Regions from separate parts of the Homo sapiens genome. Here region 2 is linked to region 1. Evidence: read pairs that join two places in POLR2A ChIA-PET (ENCODE). Cell type or tissue: CD4-positive, alpha-beta T cell. All regions are shown on one strand.

Region 1 (2,500 bases):
TTAATAGAGATGAGGTCTCATTATGTTACCCAGACTGATTTCAAACACCCAGGCTCAAGTGATCCTCCCACCTCAGCCTTCCAAAGTGCTGCCATTACAGGTATGAGCCACCACACCTGGCCAACCTTCTCCTCTTATCTGTGGGAAACCTTGGGGCATTACTGAAGAAAAAATTGTGATGTCCAAATCCTGCACTGTACCCCAGTGCAAGGTGGTAGGTGTTGAAGTAGAAAATGATAAGACGTAAATCGTCAGCAAAAGCCAAAGAGAGAGGTAAAAAATGTATGAGCACTAAATGAATTGATTTTCATAAAATTAGCGTTATACTGTATAATAATGTTTCCCAATATAAAGTCTTTTTCATATTAATATTTATAACATTGTAAAGATTAAATCATACCTTTGTGATTATTTTAATTTTTTTTAACCTTATTCTGTTCCAAAGATAAAGCTTGGTTGTGTTTTTTGTGTGTGTGGGGGGGGGGTTTGGGTTTTTTTTGGCCTTTATCTTTAGAATGTTCTAGTGACATTCTGAATTCTTCCAACAGGGCGATATTGTTATTTTAATAATGGTTATGCACAACACATATAGGAATCTGTCATGGAGTTGGTGGGAATGAAAAGGCTACTTAGATACCCAGCTTGAAAAGCTTTCATGTTTTTATGTTTAATTTGCAACAATCTTCCTTCTTTGCACAGGAGGTGATACATTACTGAAATAGGAGATCAGGCCAGGTGCGGTGCCTCACGCCTATAATCCCCACACTTTGGGCAGCCAACGTGGGAGGATCACTTGAGCTTCAGAGTTTGAGACCAGCCTGAGCCACATAGCAAGACCCCCCTTTTCTACAAAAAAAAAAAAAAAAATTAAAAATTAGCCGAGCATGGTGGCATGCATCTGTGGTCTCAGCTACTCAGGAGGCTAAGGCAGGAGGATTGCTTGAGCCCGGGAGGTAGAGGCTGCAGTGAGCTATGATTGAACCACTGCACTCCAGCGTGGGCAACAGAGCAAGACCTTGCTCTAAAAAATTAAAAAAAAAAAAATAGGAAGGAAGAAAATAGGAAATCAACCAATGCAGCTCTCACCACCTCCTACATCCGGTTCTGGGGTTCTGGGTGGTGGGGCGCCTGCGTCCTGCTGTAGGGTCAGGACAAACAGGCATGGCTGCACAGCTGTGCTCCCCCTGGCTGGCTCCCGCAGGCTCCCAATGCCTTTGGGAGGTCAGCCTCTCAAGCTGAGTGCCCAGAAACTACACAAACCCCAACAGGCCGTGCAGGAAATGAGACCCACAGCCACGTCACCAGCCTCATTTTTGCAAGCTGATGGAGGTGGGGAAACCCTACCCTTCTTCCTTTAGCAGCAATAGCTTTTCTTTTTTTTTTTTTTATCATGCTTTTTTTTTCATACTTACCAATATTTTTAAGTTTGAGCTTCATTTCAAATTTTTGACCTGAGTAATGATGCCATGCACACAGTTTGCCCAATCTTTCCCCAGCTACCTCTTGGGTCCTATATTAGTATGCTGGGCCTGCCACGACAAAGTACCACAAACAGGGCAACTTAAACAACAGAAATGTATGGCCTCATGGGGCTGGAGGCCAGAGGTCCAAGATCAAGGTGTTGGTAGGGTTGGTTCCTTCTGGGGGCAGAGAACCTGCCCCAGGCCTCTCCCCAGCTCCCGGTGGTTCTCCACAATCTGCAGTGATCCTCGACTTGTAGACGCATCCCTCTGATCTCCACCTTCATCCTCACGTGTGCTCTCCTGTGTGTCTGTGTCCAAATTTCCCTTTTCATGAAGACACTAGTCATCTTGGTTTAGGGCCCACCCTAAGAACCTCATCTTGACTTGATTATCTGCAAAGACCCTGTTTCCAAATAAGATGGCATTTGCAGGCATTGGGGGTTAGGACATGATCTTTTGGAGGTTTAACATCGTTTGTGGGGACATGATTTAGCCCTGACAGGCGCCCTCCTTGCCTGGGTCTCTTCCGTCACCACCCAGTGCAGGCCGTGAGCTCGCTCCATCTGACTTAGAGAGCCCATCCCCTCCTCCACTCTGTACTGTCTCTGATCCCTTCTCCTGCCGGAGGGTGGAGGGGTGGGTGCCCCAGGAAGCAGACTCAGAGAGGGAGGAGACTGTGCAGGAGATCTGTCAAGGGGTTCTCTTAGGACTGGCATCCGGGGAAGGGAAAAGTACAGAATTAGGCAGGAAGGATATTGAGCTTTGAGGCAGCCTCCGTGAAGGCTTCAGACAACCCTGAAGGGAATCTGGAAATGGGGTGGGGAGACCCTCAGAGCTGAGTCTGGGCCTTTTTACCCCTCGTTGATCATGCATCAGCTGCTGGCTGTCCTGGAATGGAGTATGCCTCAGAGCCAGCACGTTCCCCACAGCCACTATCCCTGAAGGATGGGGAGCCGGGACTTTCTGCCAGCAGCCCTCCCACCACCCAGGGACTAGGCCTTCATTTCTGCAGGGCCATGTGGTGGGGGCAGTCCAGC
Region 2 (2,500 bases), 130 kb after region 1:
GATCACTTGAGCCCAGGAGTTGGAGGCTGCAGTGAGCTATGATCATGCCACTGCACTCCAGCCTGGATGACAGAGCAAGACCCCATCTGTAAAAATAAAATTTTTAATTTAAAAAAGAAGTGGTACAAAAATTTGTTCTGTGCCCAGTGCACAGGTGGCATGAAGGAAGGGTCCTCACTCCACTGGAGCAGTCAGACAAAACTGCAGAGTAGCCGTCCCGGGCCCGTCACAGCACTTAAGCTCACTGCATTCTCCTTGGTGGACTGACACTGAATGTAATTCTGTGACAACAGAATGTTTTTATCATAAAACATCAGAGCACTCAATTCGGCAAATATTTATTAAAAACCCACTCCATACCGGATAGCGTGGCCCAAGCAAATCACGACACTGACATAGAGAACTCAAAGAGGGACAATGGGCTCCCCAAGTTGCTTCCAACCCAGGCAATAAAATGCCAGCCAGGACACTGAAGAACACAGCAATGAAACAAATTCCATCCAGTGCACAGGTGAAGCCAAGAGCCCATCTTTGAAAGCACAGAGAGGTCTTGAATTGGAATCAGCTGGTGGTCGCAACTGCTTATCAGTCTCCTGTGGGGAAGGCGGATTTGCTGACCAGGCTTCAGAGGCAACAGCAGGAGAGAAGAGTATTTCGTTATCAAGGCCAGGGTTTCCCCCTAGCCAGTCCTGTAGCAAGTCTGACTTGACAGGAGTCCGAGAGGGTGACCTCACTCTGGGATTTGGGTCTGGCTGAGTGGTCCCATCATGGCTCCTGGTCGCCATCAGAGCTGTCAATCAGCCCTGTGCACGGACCTGAAATCCAGGTGGGGCCAATGCTCATAAAAAGTGGACGTGATGAATTGATGTGCATTTCAGAACAATTTAAATCTGTCACTCCTAATTGGGCTTCTATCAAAAGCTTTTCTGCGGTGGCGTTAGAAAAAAGGAGACCCAGGAAGCAGGGTCCTTTGGGAATACTAGGGGTGCGTGCCCTTCCACACTTCATCGTCTTGGTACAAATCTGAAGCCACTGCAGAATAAGTGTGGATATATTCCGGGGGGCTGGGGGATGATATGTGGTGGTGCCCTTGGTCTCTGGGTTCAGGGCACACCAGCCCCTCCTAACTTCCTACTGATGCTCTCGCCTTCCCTAAAAAGGAATCAAGATGAGACATTTTTATCTTCAGGAGCCATTGGCCCTTTGCCTGAGTCAGCTAAAAATGATGTGGCCTCTTGGGGAGCTTCAGGTATGAATATTAGAGGCAGTCTGGTGCCTGAGGGGATGCTTGGGGTGGCGGGCAGTGCTCTGGACCAAGGGACTAGGCCTTGCCGGGGATGGTGGCCGGGAAGCTCGGCTGTAATGTGACATGGGGAGGAGGTAGGGTGCCTATGGAAGAGTGAGAGCTGATGCAAGGGGAGATGCAGCCCAGGGGATAAGGCAGAGGCTGGAGAAGTGACAGCATTGACTGCACAGTGAGGGGCATGCTGGGGATACAAAGCAGGGCCACAGAAGGCGGGTGAGATAAATCATCCTGCCTACACACTGAAAGCTGGGAGTGGTTAAACCAATGGCTGAGGGTGTCGTCCGTGAGTTACAATTTCCTGGGCGATCCTTATCTCCTCATGGTACTGCTCACCCCTCAGAGCTGCACCATTTGTTTCTGTCCGCCGCAGCACTTTAGACACGGATAGTATTAAATACTTAGTTCTTATTGACCACTTGCCAACTTTGGTTTTGTCTCTAGGAAAAAAGAATGGGAAGGAATAGATCGATAAGCGGGTTGCTCTGATTTCAGGGATCAGGGGTCTGTGGCCAGGACCAATATAACTTAGAAAGTGTGCGTTGTATGTGGCACTTGTATCTGTTAGGACTGTTTGCAGCTGCAAATAATAGAAACAGAATCAGATTTTCTGCCTACTAGGGGTTTTACTCTTCTCATGGACCAAGAATTCAAAGGTTAGCTGTCCAGGGTTGTCATCAATGACCTGAGGTTCTTATAGCATCCTAGTCAGACATCCTTAGAGCCTGGCCTAGTCTTCACTGTCACAAAATAGCTGCTATGCCTCCAGGCATCACACCCACATTCCAGGTAGGAAGAGAAGGACAAGTAAAGGGCTCTTCTCATCTGAAATCTGCCTCCTTTTAAAGAGCCTTCCCATATGACTCATCCAGAAACTTCCACCTACATCTCACTGGCCAGAGTCGTGTCAAATAGCCACCTAGCTGCAAGGGATGCTGGAAATAACAGGTTTTTGGTTGGGCACAGTAATGTTCCCAAACAAAACTGGTGATCTCTTAATAAGTAAGAGAGAATGGCTATTGGGCCAGCAGCTGGCAATGTCTGCCACACCACTGCAAATTTAAAATGATAATTGCTACTTTCAAAATATGTATCAGTGAAGCTCTGCTGATTGCTCAACGCATGTTAATTGATGGGAAATATTATCATCTCAGGATTTTGGTTGAATGAGCTGAGATAGACAGAGGTTAAAAAGTT

Evidence for each region. Peaks named below come from ENCODE experiments on the same cell type or tissue, not always from the same donor. Only the 100,000 strongest peaks of a DNase experiment are listed, where the experiment ranks them.
Region 2: POLR2A ChIA-PET joins it to region 1 with 8 read pairs; 7 of 35 experiments call an interaction of 5 or more read pairs at or near these places.

What each region holds. Positions count from the first base shown.
Region 1 is chr7:3,091,411-3,093,910 of GRCh38, reverse strand. No RefSeq gene overlaps it. Among named protein-coding and RNA genes, the nearest start is that of CARD11, 49 kb to the right of the region's middle. In CD4-positive, alpha-beta T cell, no CTCF peak of the experiment used is centred here; a DNase peak (open chromatin) is centred at 1,300; H3K4me3 peaks cover 496 bases; H3K27ac peaks cover 2,303 bases.
Region 2 is chr7:2,965,646-2,968,145 of GRCh38, reverse strand. The region is part of intron 1 of CARD11 (caspase recruitment domain family member 11); the gene reads left to right. Among named protein-coding and RNA genes, the nearest start is that of CARD11-AS1, 23 kb to the right of the region's middle. RefSeq lists a silencer at 343-525. In CD4-positive, alpha-beta T cell, no CTCF peak of the experiment used is centred here; no DNase peak of the experiment used is centred here.